Regions from separate parts of the Homo sapiens genome. Here region 2 is linked to region 1. The links are chromatin loops, found by intact Hi-C in ENCODE. Cell type or tissue: Caco-2. All regions are shown on one strand. Region 1 overlaps DPP10 (dipeptidyl peptidase like 10). Region 2 overlaps DPP10 (dipeptidyl peptidase like 10).

What was found. Hi-C counts contacts between places; a loop is a spot of excess contacts. Peaks named below come from ENCODE experiments on the same cell type or tissue, not always from the same donor. Only the 100,000 strongest peaks of a DNase experiment are listed, where the experiment ranks them.
Region 2: a loop joins it to region 1, with 12 times the contacts of the local background. A loop is called at or near these places in 1 of 110 quality-filtered maps.

What each region holds. Positions count from the first base shown.
Region 1 is chr2:114,639,512-114,644,511 of GRCh38, reverse strand. All of the region lies in intron 1 of DPP10 (dipeptidyl peptidase like 10), which reads right to left. Among named protein-coding and RNA genes, the nearest start is that of DPP10-AS3, 190 kb to the left of the region's middle. In Caco-2, no CTCF peak of the experiment used is centred here; a DNase peak (open chromatin) is centred at 1,921.
Region 2 is chr2:114,721,878-114,726,877 of GRCh38, reverse strand. All of the region lies in intron 1 of DPP10 (dipeptidyl peptidase like 10), which reads right to left. Among named protein-coding and RNA genes, the nearest start is that of DPP10-AS3, 110 kb to the left of the region's middle. In Caco-2, no CTCF peak of the experiment used is centred here; no DNase peak of the experiment used is centred here.

The DNA of each region.
Region 1 (5,000 bases):
CCCACTTTGGATGACATAGGGAGTAAAATTATAAAGTGTAATAATCAAGAGAGAGGAGTTTTGTAATAGGGAGATAAGATATCTAGAAAGATATGTGGATATGTGGGGTTTCCTACTAGTTGTATATATAATACACACACACACAGACACACACACACACACACACACAGACACACACAGAGGAAACTATATTAGGTAGGACTACATGGTTATGTATGTTGGGCAAAAAGAATCTGTGTCTGATGTAGTAGAAATAAAATATATTAATCAAGCCAGGCGCGCTGGCTCACACCTGTAATCCCAGCACTTTGGGAGGCCGAGGCAGGCAGTTCACGAAGTCAGGAGTTTGAGACCAGCCTGGCCAACATAGTAAAACCCCATCTCTACTAAAAATACAAAAAAAAAAAAAAATAGCTGGGCATGGTGGCGGGCACCTGTAATCCCAGCTACTTGGGAGGCTGAGGCAGGAGAATCGCTGGAACCTGGGAGGTGGAGGTTGCAGTGAGCCGAGATCATGCCACTGCACTCCAGCCTGGATGACAACGCAAGACTCTGTCTCAAAAAAAAAAAAAAAAATATATATATATATATACACACACATATATATATACACACATACACACACACACATACACACACACACAAACACACACTAATCAAGTGGGTTTAGAGAAACTAGCTTTGGTTCTTGTAAACCAAACCAAGGTGGTGAAAAGAAAGGCAAAGTGTATGAATCTTCCAATAAATAAATAAACAAACAAACTAGAACCTGGAAGGAGTTTAACCACAAAGAATGGAGGATCTACCTAGTATTTAGAAGTGCATTACTGATTGTCCTGACTACAGCAACCCCTTCTAAACTAATAATATCATAATCTGAGTAAAATCACAAATAAATGAAGAGAAAACTAGCTGGGAACTGAATGATATGCAGTCCAGTGACCCTCACCTTAAAGGAGGACTTGAGATGGAGCTATGGAAGGCTTAGCAGAAGACAAAGTATGAGCTCACATGGGTTAAACCCTGGGTCATAAATAAAAAGCTTGTCAGTATCCTGCATGCTCCAGAGAGTCTTATGAATGGTACTTGCTCTGTCCTTGACACTTAGATTATCAAGGTGGATAAACTAAGTGTGCATGGGTTGCACCATTTGTTCTACCAGGCGGCATTGCTTCACGGGAGAGAAGATAACTGCTTTTGTAAATTGTGTCAGCTTGCTGCCTGGAGTGCCCTCCCTGCCCCTGGCTGTCATCAAGAAGTTTGAAGGACCCTTCATGAGGGTGACAAGGAAGTGAGGATTAAAGATCTTAGAATAGCCATATGACTGGTACACTACAGTAACACAGTGAAGAAAAAGCAATTCTCTCTGCCCAAGTTCACATGTCCTAGAAGCAGCTCTGAAATGATCTGATGTTTTGAAAGATGAGGGTGACTAGTCTGAAAAAAAATTTGTTTGAGTTCATACTAGAGCAAAATCAGGACCTCATATGCTTCTGTCTTCAAAGACTCATAGCTTGTGTATGAACAGGTATATAACCCCCATGTGGGTGTCCCAGTGACCAATGGACCTATTAACAACTAATAAAGTAAAACAGGGATGAAAACATGATTAGGATGTTGTGATTATTTTCATGGGTTATTGGAACAGGTCCTCTACTTGGAGTCATGAGATCTGGGTTCTGTTTGAAGTTCTGCACATATTAATCCCAGTATCTACAACAATACGTTGATGATTTCTGTGTTAAGCAGTTGTTAAGAAACACTCTGAAAGGGAGGGGATAGAGTTTTTTTTTTTATGGGCTGTGTAGAATTCCTGAAAGGTGAAGCTTTCACTTCATCACTGTGCTCCCCTGGTGAGCTGTTCCTCCTGCTTTCTCGATAGTCATTTATTTTACTGTGGTATCCATAGCTGCTGACATGCCTATGGCCTGGGGGCACATACAGCAGCTTACTTACCCATCTGCACTGCAACCTCCTGGGAGAAACTTTAGTACCAAGTAGCTGCTTAATGATTACTTGTATGAAGTATGTGTAAGAAAATATAATTCTGCTTAGTTTTTGTTTAATTTTGTCAACTCATTGGGGGTAGTGCACTCTAGAGAAAAGAACTTGTGCTTTGAAGTCAGCGCACCTGTATTTCATCTCAGCTGTTTCAAAATGTTTATCTGAGGAACTTAAGAAAGTCACTTAACCTCTTTGATCTTCAGTTCCTGTCTTGTAAATGTGGATAAGACCTACATAGGCTTCTTTTCATGACTGTATAATGACAAAAATGTGGCCATCTATATTATCTATATTAAGGAGCTCAGGAGGTTGAAGAGAACTATGAGAATATTTGGTTTTTTAAATGCCAGTATATAAATATGATTATTTAGTATATACTCAAATATCCCTCATTGGAGAAGATAGCAGAACTCTCAACCAATTCTGGCTGCAGGTCTGTGTCTGAGGTTATCAGCAGGCAAAGACTTAAAATTATTCTAAAATCAAAAGACTTTCTATATTCAGTGATCATCACAAAAGCAAACATTAAAGAATGATGCATTGAGTGATTTTTTTTAAAAGTGAAAAAGTGTATCTGCTTTGTCACGCTAAAACTAAGCATACACATCAACATTATTTTCACACCTGGTAAGTGATGAGGTTGGTTTTGTGCTTTTGAGCCACCACTATTTAATTATGATCTATAAGCAGTATAAAAAAAGACAAAATATAATTTGATCCACTTTAATCTTTATTTTTATTCATTCCTTCTTTAATCATTTGCTTCATTGAGCATTTACATGGTTAATTTCACTGAATTATTCTAACTACTGAATAGTGGGCTTTTATCTGGACTTTTAAAAGTTCCTCATTAGAGAATACTTATAAGTTTAAAATATACTTTAGTTGTGGCCAAGAATCCTTATAAATCAGTTAAATGACAGTGAATTCAAGTTAGAAAGCAAGACTGTGAGATCATTTTAAAATGTATAATTGTATTTTCTATCATACGTAAAGGCAGTGCTCACTTTGGCAGCATCCAGAGGTCATTTTTCCTGCTATTAGCAAAAGTGTATAACGTTTGGAGGTGTCTTAGGTTTGCAGCACCATTCGTGCCTTTTCTACTGAGCAATCACAAGAAAAAGAACTCATCATTGCCTCTAACCCTGGGAAGGACACTGCTAGCCACGAATATGGAAAGCAATGCCAAGAACAAGGTGACTTATCAGGAAAAAAGACAAAGGTCGGAGTTGATCAGTGATTGTGAGATGATAACATAGTAACTATATAGCAGTGTGATATGGAAAGAAGAATGAAAAACAAATTTGGATTTAGATTTATTAAGTATAAGAACTTAGAAAAATGTTTACCTTCTCTGAGCCACCGTTTTATTGTTATTAAATGGGAATAATAGCAGCTCTTTTATAGGATTGTTGTGAGAATTGAACAAGCTGACTTATGTCAAAGGGAGCAGGTGCTTGCTATATGTTTCATGACTTTTATTTTTCTCCTCTTCAAACCAGATAGGAAACTAAAACCAGAGAATAAAATACATCCTGATGGAGGTGTAGAAAGTGCTAAACAGATTCTGCAAGTTGAATGCAGACTCCTTCAATGCTTGGCCCTGCTAGAGTGTTACTGGGACCGAGGGAAACCTCCTTCCCCTCATTCCAAGACCGGGTTGACTTGCTGTCTGGCAAACTGCTTCCCCTTTCCCTGTAACATACCAAGAAGGAAAGCTTAGCTGAGGAAAAGAGATGCCTGGTCCATTGGGCCAAGGAATTCTCCAAAAGAGTTTTCTCCCTCCTTCTTTGCGTGGTTGACTGGTAGAAAGACAATCAAAGCTGGGGCTACCATCAACATCCATGATGTCGAGGAACAGCAGGCTGCCCTGATGAAGGGGAGGGAGGACAGAGACAGGAGGGAACAGGAAATAACCACTACAATCTGATGGCCGCTAGAGCCTTAGGGGAGGCTGACTTGACCTGAGGCATGACGAGGTGTATCCTCTCTAGTTCTCTTTATCTACACTATGGAAGAATCACAGATACTCCTTCATACACTATGGCTGCTGAAAGTTTATTTTTGTCCTATACAAGTAGATATTTAGAGGTTAAAAAAATTATATGAGTTTGGCATCTAATAAAATGGGCAAGGAAGATAAGCTGTTAGAATAAGGGAAAACATGATTCTAAGATTACAACAGCAAAAGCCAAATAGGGTATGACCTTCTCTGACCAGCTTCAGACTCTACTCAGCGTTCCAGGACACAGCCAAGCACGCTTCAGCAAGCAAGCCCAGCACCCATCTGAATCCCTCTAGTTATTGTTGGTCTCCAGGCCTTCAGCTGTCCTCAGAGATTCTTGAGCTAGGGAATCGTTTACCTATTACTTTTCTAAAATCCACATGAAGTCATAATGTTCTAGTGATAGAAATAGCAGCTGAAATGTTCCATTTTGCACAATCCAATGTTCTGGTAACTACATCCTATTTGTCTCATTTATCTTCTATCATTTAGTCTTGTTTCTACCATAATTGCTTTAGAAACAGTGAAGAACAAAAAAAATCAAAGAAAATCTAGTATCTTAGATGGAATCACAGAAACTTCAGCAAGATTTTAATTCCAGATGTCAACTGATTCCAATAGAAATCCATTTGAAATTTCATTTATCCCCCAAAAGAAATACATGGAATTTACAATTATTTCACAACTAAGAAAACAATCTATGTTAAGGTAATAACTTGATAAAAGAAAAAATAAATTGTCTAGTATCTTTTGAAGATCCTAGTACAGAATAAAGGCCTTAAACTTGAAATATTCTTTGCAAATTGACAACTTGCTTGTTTTATGAAATAATTTTTAATATAATTTCAACTTTTATTTTAGATAAAGGGGTACATGTGCAGGTTTGTTAAATGCGTATATTGCATGATGCTGAGGTTTGGGGTATGGAAACTGTCACCCAGGTGCTAAGCACAGTACTCAATAAGTAGTTTTTCAACCCATGTCCCCCTCC
Region 2 (5,000 bases), 82 kb before region 1:
AGCTTAATATTAAAAATTCTAATCATACTTTGATCTTTGAGCACAACTTTCTATGAAATATTCCCAGGAAAAAATGAGCTTATCCTTGCAATTTTCTTTTTCCTGCACAATTCAAACTACAGGTGGCCTGCTTAAAGGGCATTCAGTTGATGTTAAAACATGGCTATTGACATGCCCAATGATTTCCATGATTATTTCTGACAGATATAGGTTTCAGAAGCTTTATTTTCTATTTTTCCATAATTGAAATAAAAGATCATTTAGAGAAAAAAACAGCAAAGTGAAATTTTTCAATAGTTACAGAAACAAATATTTCAGTGCAAAAATGAATATGATTAAATTCAACTACTGATTTAAGTGCAGTGCCACCAGGCCTAACTTGAAATGTTTGTCAGTGGCTTTTTGGAAACCTGGATTTCTTCTACAAAAGAAATATTAAAAGTGTCATTCCACAACGAATAAAAGTGTGAATTTTATGACAAGTTAAGGAGGTCAGTAGAACCATTCCTCATTGCTATTTACCTTGGGGAGTGAGGCACTGGACATCAATTTGAGGAGATCACTGGTTCATCTGAACCATATGGCTGGCTAGTTTAGCTCTTCCCAACTGAATTATGGAAGAACTTTTTTTTTTTTTTTTTTTAGACGTAGTCTCGCTCTGTTTCCCAGGCTGGAGTGCAGTGGTGCAATCTCGGCTCACTGCAAGCTCCGCCTCCCGGGTTCACGCCATTCTCCTGCCTCAGCCTCCAGAGTAGCTGGGACTACAGGCGCCCACCACTATGCCCAGCTAAATTTTTTTTTGTATTTTTAGTAGAGACGGGGTTTCACCATGTTAGCCAGGATGGTCTCGATCTCCTGACCTCGTGATCTGCCCGCCTCGGCCTCCCAAAGTGCTGGGATTACAGGCTTGAGCCACTGCACCCAGCCTATAGAAGAACTTTTGCTGAAATCACTTCCATTCAATTATTCTTACACATTGGGTCTCTAAAATGTTTTGGTTTGTCATTTCGGTTTAGGAGATGCAGGGAAGTGTAATATACTAGTTGTGAGCACATATTCAGGGGAAGACTTAATGACTGGCATTGGACCAAATCTCTTCTCCAATACTTCCTAGCCTGGCAAATAAACTCTGAAAGTGGTTTCTTCTTCTGTAAAAGAGACATAAGGAGGATAATCACATCTATTCTAGGGGACTATTTTGAGAGAGTAAGTAATGTCCATGAAAAGATCTGATCCAATGTATCTGGAACATAGTAATGCTCAGTAAAAATCAGCCGTCTTCATCATCGTTATATGAAAAGCTTCAGATGCACTGGAGAGAAGCTCTGAGCATCATCCAAAGAAGATGTGGAGCTATTGAAAGAGAATTTGCATCATCGGATGTTGCCTTTGAAACCTGGAAACTTTGGGGAAGATGGATCTAAGGGAGCCAAGGCTAAAGGTAAGAAGGTCATGTAAGGAAATAGTCTACTGATTTGAGCAGAAGACAATTTGATGCAGAGCAGAGGTGGTAGGTGATGGAAAGTGGTGAAAAACTGATTCAAGAAGCATATCAGACTCAAAATTGGAAAAACATGGAAAAAATGTGAATATGCGTAGTGCGGTGGATAGAGAGGAGTTCGAAATGACTTATGTCCACCTAAAGAAAGAAGCTGAGGCATCAGATATAATTTTAATGGAAGAGTTTACTTTAGCCAAAGTGAGGACAATGGCTGGGACACATTTCCAAGTTGCCCTGGGAAGTGCTGCATTTGGCTTGTTACAAGCAGGTTTTCAAAGGGAAAAGGGAAAAAAAGAGTGGGCTGATACGAAGTTGTTTGACAGGAATTTTTGTTGGTTTACAGATGTGATCTGAGAAACCAAAATAGATGCTCCTTTATCAACTAAGACAGACCCCAAGGTTAAGAAAATAAATATTATCTATGGGCGCAGAATTCAGAGCTCAGCTGGCATAGCAACTTCCTAAATTCTTACAGCTTCAAACAAAAAAACCCCACACTCTTGCTAAACTTCCTAACAATAGGAGCTATCAAGCAAATTGTTACTCCCTTTCTACCTCTTATTTATAACCCAGATCACTACAACTCTGATTGGACAGGGGAGTGGCCTTCAAACATTCTTTCCTCTTAAGCAACTCCAGACTTTAATCCAGCTTCAGTCAGCTTTCAGAGGCTGCACACAAACTGTCTTTGTGCCTTAAAGTTCACCTTTGATGTAAAGAGCCAAATTCCAGCTTGTTTTAATGCTAAAACTCTACCTCAAAGTGAACATGGGAAGTATGTTACATATATGTTTACCCCTTGTGCATGTGCTTGACTCTCCTCATACCCCCCAAACCGGCTGAGTATGTATGAGTCTATTGTGTAATACAGACTGTGAGGTATAAAAATCAACCTGCCTTTTACCTCTTTGAAGAGAAAGCACTTTAGGTACATGCCAGAGACTGTCTCTTCCTGGTTTGCAAACTGATATTGCCAATAAAGCTCTCCTTTATACTATTTAGCCATCCTGGCGGTCTGTTGGACAATACAGCGATAACATTGATTAGTGATTGATTATACGTTATTGAACTATAGGTTATAAGTTATGGTGTCCAGTGTGTGGCATTTTATGGCTACTTGGCATCAGTTAATCTAGAGCCTATGGAGCAAGTGGCTTCAAGAGGTAATCGTTTAGCATAGAGGGGAAGTAAGATGTGACTGTTGTCACATTTTAAAGCCTCTCTGGGCCTGATAATTTAAAGGGGCTCACATTTCTTAGATAAAAACTTTCTTCTCTTTTCTCATTTGGCTTTCCAACATCAGTGACTTGGTATAAATAGAAACATCCATCAACCCATTTAAAAAATATATTTTCTTTTCCTCGTGTCTCATGGCCAAGATCCCATTATAATGCCCAGTTTCATTACTTTTGTTGGGCCTATCCTTTTATATGGGTGTGCAGAGGGGAGATTTACCTATGGGCTGAAGTCTGTGACTTCCAACATTCAATTACTAACATTATTGTTGTGTTGATTTAGTCATTAACAATTTATTTATTTAGATATGACATATTAAGTCATAAATATTTACTGTAAATTATTTATTAAAATTTCTGAGAGTTTTTGAATTCCTTGTCAAAGAAGATGAAGAACTGAACAAAGGAAAGGGCAATTTTAGAAAAAAAATAGCACTAAAGAGGGTAGGGGGAGAAATAAAGCAAGATTGGGTCCTCCTTCTCTGCTGGGCTCAATAAGGACCTGATCATTGTCCCACAAGCCTCAATGAGGGCTACTATCAAACATGAAAATAGATTGATGTGCTTTAATCCTTTCTGATTAACTTGCTCTGAGCCAATGAACTCTTTACTTTTCTTACTTTTTATTATAGAGAAGTTACGGTTGAAGTGAGCCAAAGATTCCAAGAACTGGTCGACAGAAGTCTTGCCTAACCTTGGTCCACAAAGAGAAGTTAATATAGTTTGTCTTTGGAACTGTTGTACATCTTTCCAATTACCATCATCTCCTTGCTGGAGCCTGTCTCTTAACTCCCTTCCTTTAGACATCCCACAGTGCTTATTCATTCCCAATATGGTGCTGACTGATAAGGCTAAACATTTATGAGGAATTTGCATTTTAACAAAGTTCTCATGAAACAGAAAACACTTAAAATCCAAAGGAATCAAGCTTAGAAGCACAGACTGATTGTTCATACCTTTCCTAATGGAGGCTAGGAAGTTCGATGACCATAAACCTCACCCAAATGTGAGAAGCCAGCTAATACTAAACTAGTTGGACAGAGCTAGGGAATGTCCCTGCCAGAACTTGTCTGACTTCCCACCTCCATCTCATGAATGTGCACGGAGCACTTCCATCCTTGATAGCTTAAGTGCCCCATGTCTGAGTTCCACTGACAACTTTGCTTTTCTCCAATATGGTATTTAACAAGCTGGACTGAAAAAAATTTTTTTTTCTTACCCAGTTTTCATCCCCTTGAGGGCAGGAATTGTCTTGTTAATCTGTGTACTTGATGACCAACACACCACCATACCTAGTAAAAAGAAGGCTTTACAGGTGGGAATAGTCTATTGGCTAGTTGCTTTTTTTTTTTTTTTTTTTTTTTTTGAGACAGAGCCTAGCTCTGTCTCCCAGGCTGGAGTGCGGTGGCTCAATCTCTGCTCACTGCAAGCTCCACCTCCCAGGTTCATGCCATTCTCCTGCCTCAGCCTCCTGAGCAGCTGGGACTACAGGCTCCCGCCACCACGCCCGGCTAATTTTTTGTATTTTTAGTAGAGACGGGGTTTCGCCGTGTTAGCCAGGATGGTCTCAAACTCCTGATCTCATGATCCACCCGCCTCGGCCTCCCAAAGTGCTGGGATTACAGGCGTGAGCCACCGCGCCCGACTGGTTAGCTGTTTTAAGATCTGAGTTTTTCTAATGGTTTGGATACTAACTATTGAACAATCAAAAAAAAACTTTAGATTCTCTAGAACTCCTCTTTAAAAAAAGAATGATATTTTCCATCTCTATTCTTCAGATCTTCTCTACCTGAAACTCAACTGGGAAAAATCTGTAAAAAGCATGAGGCCAATGGAAGAAATTTTAATCATCATTCTTGACAAAAATAGTGTAGTGCTAGTCTAGGGCAAAATTATAAATAGATAATTTATAAGAATTACCATTTTTATTTAGAAGAGAATTATACATTTTCTTCTTGGTTTCTCCTCTCCGTATTCAGGGTCTTTATGATAGCTTTACTCCTATAATTCCCTCTATCCAGGCCTTTCCCTTTGGTCAGTAACATCTATAATCTTCCCTTACCTCCCTCATATAAGATAAATGAAAAAACTGGCATTTGTAGCTAGTTATGGAGCTAAGCATTATTCTGGGTCCTTTACATAAGCTGTCTTATTTTATTTTCTCAACTACACTATAATGTACTTGCTGTTAACTCATACTACAAAGAAGAGAGCTGAAGTTTACAGAATTAAGTAACTTGCCAAAAGTCGCCCAGATAGGAAGT